Linked DNA regions of Homo sapiens: region 1 is linked to region 2. Evidence: chromatin contacts called from ENCODE Hi-C or POLR2A ChIA-PET data. All regions are on one chromosome and are shown on one strand. The core of a region is the stretch at or near the end of the contact, and the rest is flanking DNA. Distances in the headings are between cores, read along the strand shown.

The links. Hi-C counts contacts between places; a loop is a spot of excess contacts on that map. ChIA-PET counts read pairs that join two places held with the same protein, here RNA polymerase II (POLR2A). Pooled maps may share reads with other maps.
Region 1: a map of natural killer cell shows a loop between it and region 2 (3-fold over the local background). The contact joins two enhancer-like sites. A Hi-C loop is called at or near these places in 1 of 168 maps with a recorded cell type or tissue (natural killer cell) and 9 of 50 pooled maps. POLR2A ChIA-PET finds 5 or more read pairs at or near these places in 2 of 52 experiments (PC-9 and activated naive CD4-positive, alpha-beta T cell).

The regions. Positions count from the first base shown.
Region 1 is chr1:92,536,405-92,541,549 of GRCh38, reverse strand. The region is part of intron 19 of EVI5 (ecotropic viral integration site 5); the gene reads left to right. Among named protein-coding and RNA genes, the nearest start is that of GFI1, 52 kb to the right of the region's middle. Within about 2 kb of position 3,394, at least 5 of the 41 ENCODE cell types and tissues checked have a DNase peak (open chromatin) inside an H3K27ac peak, as active enhancers do; they include natural killer cell, where a contact is called at or near this core.
Region 2 is chr1:92,362,206-92,367,602 of GRCh38, reverse strand. All of the region lies in intron 11 of RPAP2 (RNA polymerase II associated protein 2), which reads right to left. It also overlaps a transcript of GLMN not described here. Among named protein-coding and RNA genes, the nearest start is that of RPAP2, 66 kb to the right of the region's middle. RefSeq lists an enhancer at 1,845-1,894. Within about 2 kb of position 1,747, at least 2 of the 41 ENCODE cell types and tissues checked have a DNase peak (open chromatin) inside an H3K27ac peak, as active enhancers do; they include natural killer cell, where a contact is called at or near this core.

The sequences.
Region 1 (5,145 bases), core at 2,145-4,644, 170 kb before region 2:
ACTGTTTTCCAAAGTAGCAGTACCAGTTTACATTCCCACCAGCTGTGTATGAGTGTTTTGATTTATCCACATTCTTACTAACATTTATTATTTATTTTTTCGATTAAGTAGTATCTCATTATGGTTTTGATGTACATTCCTGGTGGCTAATGATATTGAGCATGTTTTCATATGCTTATTGGCCATTTATAGCTTCTTCAGAGAAATGTCTTATTTAGATCCTTCGCCTATTTTTAAATTGGATTGTCTTTTTATAATTGAGTTGCAAGAGTTCTTTACATATTCTAAATATGTGTTCCTTATCAGATACATTATTTCTGATTTTTAAATATTTTTCTTCACTATATTTTTTAAACTGAAACAACTATATGACTAGAATGATTTTCAGGCTTTCTTCTATGGAACACTAAAAGTGAGAGTGGTTGACTTTATAGATTAAGCTTCTGCTTTTTTGTTTATTTGTTTTTTGTTTTTTTGAGACAGAGTCTTTCTCTGTCACTCAGGCTGGAGTGCAGTGGCACGATCTCAGCTCACTGCAACCTCCGCCTCCCGGGGCCAAGCAATTCTCCTGCCTCAGGCTCCCAAGTAGCTTGGATTACAGGTGCCTGCCACCACGCCTGGCTAATTTTTGTATTTTTAGTAGAGGCGGGGTTTCACCATGTTGGCCAGGCTGTACTCAAACTCCTGACCTCAGGTGATCCTCCCGCCTCGGCCTCCCAAAGTGCTGGGATTACAGACATGAGCCACTGTGCCTGGCCAAGCTTCTGTTTTTATAGGAAAAGGAAATGAGACTTACGGAAAAATTCATTGTCTTAGATATGACATTAAAGGCACAAGCAGCAGAGAAGAAAATAGATAAGCTGAACATCATCAAAATTTAAAACTTTTGTGCTTCAAAGATCACCATCAAGAAAGTGAAAAGACAACCTAGAGAATGGAAGAAAAAAATCAAATCATTTACCTGATAAGGGGCCTGTATCTAGAATATATAAAGAACTCTTACAATTCAATTATAAAAAGATAACCCAGTTATAAAATGGATAAAGGATCTGAATAGACTGTTTTCCAAAAATGATATACCAGATGGCCAGTGGACATGAGAAAATATGCCCAACATCAGTGATCAAGGGAATGCAAACCAAAATGACAGTGAGATTCCACTTCACACTTACTAGGATGGCTATAATAAAACAGATAATAAAAATGTTGCAAGGATGTAGAAAAATTGGAACCCTCATACACAGCTGATAGAAAGGTAAAATGGTACAGCCACTTTGAAAACAGTATATAGCAGGTCCTCAAATGGTAAACATAGAGTTGCTATATGACCTAGCAGTTCCACTCCTGGGTATATACCCAAGTAACATGAAAACATGTCTACACTAAGACATCTGCATAAATGTTCATAGCAGCATTATTAATAATATTTAGAGAGTAGAAACAACTCAGATGTCAATCATCTGATGACTGGATAAATAAAATGTGGTATATCCATATGATCAATTATGAGGCAATAAAAGGAATCAAGTGCTGACACATGCCACAACATGGATGATAAATTTTTCAAAAATCAGTCACAGAAGGCCACATATTGTATGATTTCATTTATATGTCCAGAATAGATAAATTTATAGAGAAAGAAAGTAGATTAGTGGTTCCTTGGGGTTGGAGGGGAAGAGAGGGGTTTTAAGGGATGACAGCTAAGAGGTGTGTGGTTTATTTATGGCATGATAAAAATATTCTAGGATTGGTTGTGGTGATGGTTGCACAACTCTATGCATATACTAAAAGCCATCAAATTGTACACTCTAAATGGGTAAATTGTATGGAAGGCAAGTTATATCTCAAGGTCATTTTAAAAATTCATAGTCTTTCTCTTCTGGACAGTTTCCTAACCTGGGGCCCATGGATGGGGTCTATTAAAGTATTTACAAATATTTTATGTATAAACATAGGCGGATCTTTGGGAGAATGGGTTCAAGATTTTTTTTTTTTTTTTTTTTTTTTGAGATGGAGTCTAGCTCTGTCGCCCAGGCTGCAGCACAGTGGCATGATCTCGTCTCACTACTAGTTCCGCCTCCCGGGTTCCCGCCATCCTCCAGCCTCACCCTCCCAAGTAGCTGGGACTACAGGCGCCCGCCACTACACCCGGCTAATTTTTTATATTTTTAGTAGAGACGGGGTTTCACCAGTGTTAGCCAGGATGGTCTCCATCTCCTGACCTCGTGATCCGCCCGCCTCGGCCTCCCAAAGTGTTGGGATTATAGGCGTGAGCCACTGCGCCCGGCCGGGTTCAAGATTTTTTCAGATTTCTTGAGTGATTTGACACCTAAAAAAAAGTTTTCCTCCATCCCTCAATTATCTTGTGGGAGATATTGGGGGAATTAAGTAAATTAATGCTGGAAAAGCACTTAAAACAGAGCCTGGGACATAGTAAGGGCTAAATAAGTGCTCTTATTGTTCCAGCTATACCACAAAATACTTATGTAGTCACAGTGTGATATTATAAAGGATTAGATAAAATCTAATGACACTACTCCACTGCCTCAGTGACTCACCCATAACCTTCGTGATAAGTTCTAATTCTTTAACATGGCATAAGATTCTTCATAGTTTAGCCCCAGCTTTCTTTCAAGTTTCATCTCTCACCTCTCATTTTGAGACCTATATCCAGCCACACCAAACCACTTGCAGTTTCCTAACACATAATACATTCTCTGGCCTTAGGCTTTTCCCCATGCCACCTGTGCCTGATTTCTCCTCCCTCCACCTCTGCTCATCCTTACAGACCCAACTCGAACATCATCATCTTCCTCCTTCCCTAAGAATTCTCCCTTCTAGCCAGTGTATTGCTTCTCCTGTGGGTTTACTTAACAGTGTGCCACCTTGGAATCAGCTGTTTAGTTTTTTTGTCTTGCCCTTCAGATTTTTAACTGAGGGCAGGAGCCTTGTCATTTGTCTTTGCCTTTCCAGCATCACAACACTTGTCACCTAAACACTAGGTGCATATTTGGTTAATTGATTGATGGACTGAAAAAACACATGATATAGCTTTAGAGAACAAGAATTTCCTCTGAACAGAATCCAATCCAAATAGAAAAGAAGTACTTCATTTTCATGAGGGTGTTTTGCTAAAGGTTTGAATTTTTAAATGCTTCATTTTGCTGAAGGTTAAATCAAAGGAAATCTACATGGTACTTTGATGTAGCTTTAAAAGTTCAGAGTGAAACAAGTGTGAAGTGATTTATTTCCTGTAATTGGTCATAAATTTACATAGAACCTCACATATTCGTAGCCTCATCAGCGTTGACCTTAGAGTACCTTCTAAATAATGTTAATGGTTTCAATTTTATCAAGATGTGTCAGCTGCCAGGAAGAAGACATTCAGTGGCAGTTTCATTTTGTTTGCCCACAATACTGAATACATCTAAGTATGCACTGTAGAAAGACTAAGAATTCTCTGTAAATGACTCCCCCTCTCTTCTTCTCAGGTAAAAAGTGTGCAGTTGTAAGTTTCTTCTATTCCAAACTTTCCTTTCCTTTCTACCTTTTTTACTTATTAATGTGGGTGCATGTTTTTTCCTTCTAAAAACGTCAGCTTTAACTATTGCATTATATACAGTTTTACATGAAATCTACAATTTTTTCATTCTAAATTTTATATTTTTTATGATTTACTTAGCTTAAAACCAAAAACATTTTCAGCATTATGTACCTAGTATTATTTCAATAAAATTCTTGAATTTTTTTTAGTTTTTTTTTTTTAAGTACTGTAGATTAGAATTTTGGCTCTTGTCTGTGTAATAAAGTAATGAAGAAATCATGACCTCCAGTCGATCACTTTTACTGATTTCCTGTTCTGATTCTCTGGAAATCATTTTGTTTGTGTGGTTATTACTAGTCTAACCTTTGTCATGTTTACAATTCAGTGTTTAAAGAAGCTGATAATTGAGAATAAATTTTGCATATCATCTCCCATTACATTTATTTTAGATTTTGAAAACAGAAAACTATTAAAGGTATTCTATAAGGAATCCAACAAAATTACTGACCAAACTCTGAGGATGGAAAAAAAAGTAAAGCCTCTAGAACTTAGAAATACAAACTATGTGATTATTAGATCTTTCCATGAAAAGTAAAATACATTGTTATTTAAAATTGTATATATTACATATCACTTACAGAAATGCTACATTTAGCTCAAAAAGCTATAGCTCTTTGTTTTATAAAGATTAATTATACAAACTCAAATGTACGAATAGGAGCTTTTATAATCTGATATGACTCAGTCTTGGAAACTTACTGCAACTGTTTTGCAGTTCACTTGGTGTCACATGATTCACTTCAATGGTTTAAACCCTGTCTAGTAGTGATCAAAGTTCATTTGGTTAGGGGTTTTTTTTGGTGTGTGGATGACTTTTTTCCACTTTGTTGTGGATTGATTGTCTTTCAAAATACCCAATGCAGCCCTTCCTCTTATTCTTTTGAATCTCAGAAAGTGGTAGTTGTCTGCACAGTGCAACCTCCAGTCACACACAGGGGAAATTTTTTTTAAGTTGAAATAATATGCATGAAAGCACTTTTAACTGTAAAGCATTATATAATTATAAGATTGTATTATTAATTCCATTACCCCAATGTTAAAATTGAAGGATAACTTGTTACGTCTCTTTAAAACCAAGTGTAAAAAAAAATCAACTGTAATTTTTTAAGTTACCAGTGTCCTATGATGTGCTAAAAGAAAGCAGACACACAGCACATTGTCTCCTCTAGCCACACAGACACTTGCCCAGGTGATCATATTTTCTCGGCACAGATTTCTTTATCACTTATAAAGAACCTACATTTAAAGACTACAAAACTCTAAAACCATGACACTTCTCTATTTCACAAAAGAAATTTCTGTCTTAATATCTACTGGTTTAGCCAATAAAGTAGACTAATGAAAAATTTAAAAATACTTATGTATCCTTAATGATGATGAAGTCCTTTGGGGCTTCAGAATATTCATCTTTACAGGTTATCCCTGCTGTAGAATTTCAATGATAACTTGCGTGGAATAGCTGTAATCTTTTATAAATAGTGTTTTTTTAGTGTTTGAATTTTTACTATCATACAGTAAGAAACTCTGCTGTTTCCTGTCAA
Region 2 (5,397 bases), core at 498-2,997:
ATGCATAAAGGTGATGAAGATGTAAAGACTGCTAAAAGATAACATTGGGCTGAAAAGAAAATTTTTTTAAACACTCATTCTCTCACCCTTCAGAAGTTAGGGCTGGGAAGGAGAAGGTAGGAAGATTATTTCTGTCAAACAGCCATACCTTCAATGTGTACATGCACAGGCACTATGTTTATCACTTTAACCAATTAAAACAAATGGGTATTATAATACCTGACACTTTGAAGGCTTACAATCAAACAAACGCAAAAGCCGTCTGGGATAGATGAGGCACTAATTAATAATGGGTTGGGTAAGTAAAGAATCTAAAAGAAGAGGTTTAACAGCATAGTCTTATTTTAGGAGGCTATACGGTTATATTTGAGGAAATCACACTTAATTTTCCCAAATGTGTTTTAGGTGCAACCTATCCAGTCACTTTCCTTTTGAGAGCTGAAGTACCTGAAGCTTTGGAGATGGTAAAGGAATTATTGAGGGTCATACTGGCTAAGAAGAGTGCTAAAAGTGGAGACCTTTATCACAAAGGTATCTTGTTTATTTGCTTATCTATCAAGCCCCAATATTTTCTTCCTGCATGGCAGTAACAACTGTCACCTTACCCATATTTTATCTTCTTCTAAAACTTGAGTAGAGATTTCTCCCTTTTCTACAAGAACAAGTGGTAAATGATCAAGGATTAAACCAAAATACCTGTTTGCACACCCATACAATCAAAACTGAAATGAAGAGCTGTGACCAGTAACACCAAGGGTCAAAATGTCACCTATTTCCAGAAATTGCAGGGCTCCATACAAACCCCAGACATTTTGCAAAATGCCTCTCTCAGATACTGAAAAAAAAGTCTGGTATATACTTTCAAAAGGAATTTTATCTGTATGTTAGATAAAATATACAATATATACTGCATGCTCCTTAGCATGAAAGTAATTACAATTTCATGTTTAATATTAACTCTTTCTCTGCCTTGCTTGTTTGTTATTGAGGAAAAGGCAGAAGATTCAACTCCATTAGTGAGACACCGAAAACATCTGTCTCACATGTGGCCCCTGGCTTCCTCCCCAAAGTAACACAATAGCTCCCTGGGCATAGAGAACGAACCTGTCACCCTGTTGAAGAGTTTTTGTTTTTCCATAAAATAACATGGACTGGGCCACATGCATAGGTAACTACTTTGTGGTACTTTGCTAAACTGCTGTTATTGATGTTGTTTTTCAGTAAATATGGTTTTATAATTGATAAGGAAACAAATGCCAAGAGGTCAGAGCTAAATTTAAAATTCAGACACTTTTTTTAAGAGACATGGTCTGGCTCTGTCACCCAGGCTGAGGTGCAGTGGTGCAATCACAGCTCACTGCAGCCTCAAACTCCTGGGCTCAAGCAATCCTTCTACCTCAGCCTCCCAAATAGCCGAGACTACAGGCAAGCACCACCACATCCGGCTAAAACATTCAGATACTTTAAAATGGATGGTGGGAAACTTTCTAAATTGGAGCTAGAGAGCTTCTCCTGAATGCCAGTTCTTTCCTAGTTGTTCCCTTTGTGGCAGGAAAGATCTCAACAACTCAGTCAAACCTAAGAAGCTATCGTGATTTCCAAGTTTGTTAAATTTTTTTTTTATGAGACTGACTTGTTGGTCTTCAACCTTTCTGTGAAGTTGCAGGAAATGTTGAGGCTCAAGTGACTTTCTTAAGGTCATGTAAGTCAGTAAAAGATGAACAAATAACCCCAGAAGTACTCCCACTAGTCTACACTTCTAACCGCTAGACCACACAAGTTCACATGTCTGATTCATTTTAAGAACTGAGTAGATCTTACAATTTTCAAAGACCCACTTGGATATACTCTTCAAATAATTTTTGAAATCTGTCATAACCAAATAAAACGTACAAATGAAAACCAACAGTTTTGCTGTTTCTAATTCACCCTTCCTTTGTGATAGTCAAGAGGAACCTTTCAAACTATTAACGATTTTAGAAAAAAGGTTAAGTACCTCTAACCAAGCAAATCCTGGTATATGCAGCTAAGTCAACTGATTTAGCACTTCTCTACTTAGCACACCAATGTGCACTAGAATTAAGACAGTGGTTCTCAATTCTGCCTGCACAAATTAGAATCACTTGGGGAACTTAAAAAATTCTTATGCCCATGCCCCACCCAAGACCAATGAATCAAAATCTTTGAATCAGCCATTAGTATTTTTTTAAAACCTCCCCATGTAATTCTAATGTATAGCCAGTATTGAAAACAACTGATGTGAAGCTGTGTTAAAGTTCTGAATTGAATAAATTTGTGTAGTTCTGTTTATTTGTTATACTTGTTAACTACACTTTTGGAAGAAATCGGATAGTAAAGAAAATGAGATTTTTATATAAATGTGTAACAAAGCAGAAGGGCCCAATGAGAGGTCTTACTTAAGGGGGTTTATACAAGGGAGGTATTATTTCTGACTGTGGGGTGTTAAGGAAGGCTTCTAAGGAGTTGGTAACATTTGAACTGGATCTTGAAGGCTAGAATAGGCAGATATGAAAAGAAAATAAGTTTCAAGCATAGGTCAAGTCCTATTGAAGATGATTGTGGGGGAAACAGTCAGTGGACATAATGTGAAGACATAAAAGGGAAATAAGGTGAATAGGTAAGTTGGGGCCACTTCTGAAGGGCCTTGAATTTCATGCAAAATTATCTGGTAGGAGCTGGGAAGTCACTAAGTTGCTGAACAAAGGCCTGCCTTGATCAGAGTTAAGCTTCAGTGAGATGATTTTTAAAGCTAGAGGGAAGGATGGACTAGTTGAATGAAGAGACACACGGCAAGGAGACCTGCTTGGGAGGGCTATAATTGCAGCAGTCTAGGCAAGTAATGAAGGCCTAATGTGGGTTAGTAGCAGTGGCAATGGAGAAAGCTAACTGTATACAGAACTAAAAGGACTTAGCAATTGATTAGATATGAGAGATAAAGAGAAGCACAATTCTGGGTAATTAGGAGGATACCAATGCCACCAAAAGGGGCCATTTGAAAGGCAAAATGACTTAATCTCAAATTTGAGAGTTTGAAATGCTTGGGAGATATCCAAATGAAGGTGCCCAGCAAAAAATAAAAAAAAATTTGGTCTACGATTTAGGAGAGATGTCAGAGCTGAAGATACCATTTTGGGGGGAGAAACACAAGAATTATTTGATGAGGATGACCAATTTTCTTTCTAGGTAACTCTACTTTTCTTCCTTATATTTGTCTTGATTTTTTGAACTATTATCTCATTAGTACTCTTCCAAACCTCTTGCATCCTTGCTTTAGCTTTTCTACCTAGCAAAACCTACACCCTGAGATAAATGTTGCAATCTGCTTTCTCCATACCTATAATAGATGGCTGGAAACTACTGGTGGTATGGAGATATGGGGAAGAAGGGAACCCTGAAGGTCGATACCACTACAAATCCATGATCTGTAGCCTCATCTGGATACTTAATGTCACTTGTCAATTTTCTCTCACCCTGAATTAGCTCCTTTTCTGGATCCTCTCAATGACTACTCCATTATCATTACAGTTGACCCCTGAGCAATGCAGGCATTAGGGACACTGACCCCCTCCCCCATGCAGTTGAAAATCTGTATATAACTTTTGACTCCCCAAAACTTAACTATAAATAGCCTACTGTTGACCAGAAGCCTTAGAGACAACATAAGCAGTCGATTAACACATATTTTATGTTATATGCTTATAATAAATATTACATAATGCATATGTAAGGATATGTATTAGATCCTTATAATAAAGTAAGCTAGAGGAAAAAAAATGTTAAGCAAATCATAAAGAAGAGAAAATATATTTACTATTCATTAAGTGGAAGTAGATCATCATAAAGGTCTTTATCCTTGTCTTCACATTGAGTAGGCTGAGGAGGAGGAGAAAGAGAAGTGGGGTTGGTCTTGCTATCTTAAGTGTGGCAGAGGTGGAAAAATATCCGCATAGAAGTGGACTTGCACAGTTCAAACCCATAAACCCATGTTGTTCAAGGGTCAATTGTGTTTTCACTCTTTATACAACCGTAACTTCTGTACTCTTAGAAGAGAACCTCATACCCTACTTCACTGAAAAATGAAGTTGTTAGGCATGATGTAAAAATCTCTCCCTTCTACCTATAAATGCATCTGCAGCCACGCTGTTCTTTTCTTCCTGTCTCAGAAGATGTAGTATTTCTCTCCTGTTCACACTATTCCATCTGCCTGTGCCATGATCACATTTCCTTGTGCCTCCTCTGAGACCTGCCCTGTTCCATCATGTGTATCTACCTTGCCCGCAGCTTCAAATTATTTTTCTTTATTGGCTCCTTCTCCATACCGTATGCTTAAGTCTGTTTCTATCCAAAACAAATGGTTACTGTTCAATCTCTTTCCTACCCTTATCATCAGGTTCCTCAAAAGAGAAGCCAACGTTTACTGACTCCACTTCCTTATCTTAACTTGAGATGCAGGGGTTCATAGACTCCTTCAAATTATAAAAAGGCTTTTATTTTTTCAAATGTGCATTTTTTTCCCCCTGGAGAAGGAGTATAGATTTTACTCCTACTTTCAATGTATAACCTTCTATCTCAATGTATAACCTTGGCTGCAAAGAATTAGCTAGTGGCACTTAATTTTATATGTTTGGGAACTTGATTGATTTTGGAGCATGTAAAAGTTGTGTAAGTCTTAGTATTTTAGAGCAACATTTTTTTCTGCACTGAAACCAGAATAATACTAGTTATAACCTGGCAATTTTTTTATTCTCATGAAACATTTTTGCAGTGCAGCAGATTTGTCACTCATTGCAATGAAAAACCTGTAAGTGATAAAAAACATTATAATGTGGGGCCTCAAAACTCACTGAAAAGAAAATTAGTATATAAATAAAATGGAAATAGTCCTGGAGATTCAATTACTGTAATGTCTTTTCACCACCACAAAAATTGCAGGTGTTCACCAAGCAGTTTTGAGCAGTTTCTGAAGTGCTTTTGCTGCACTCGGAATTTTCAATGTTAAGCCTTGTGTATTCTGATATGTTCCCATCTTTAAGGCAGATTATACTTGAGCTGTACTAAAATGACAAACAGCCAAATCCCAAACTCATTCAAAGCGAATGGTGGGACAACACAAACAGCCAATAGTGAGAAGCAGAAAATTCCAGGCTCTTTTTCACCATTCTGGCTTGTAAAATCTGCTTTAAAACTTTGTAAAAATATTTAAACAAGGAATAAAATGGAAGCATTTGAATTTTGCTTCCAAAAACCACAGGACTTTATTGGTTAACTGGAATTATCAGAATGAGAAAAGCCAGAGGCAGGAAGAATATTTAAAAGCTGTTGAGTCTCTATAATATACAATCTAAATGGAAGTGTTTAACAACAGAGGAGAAAACA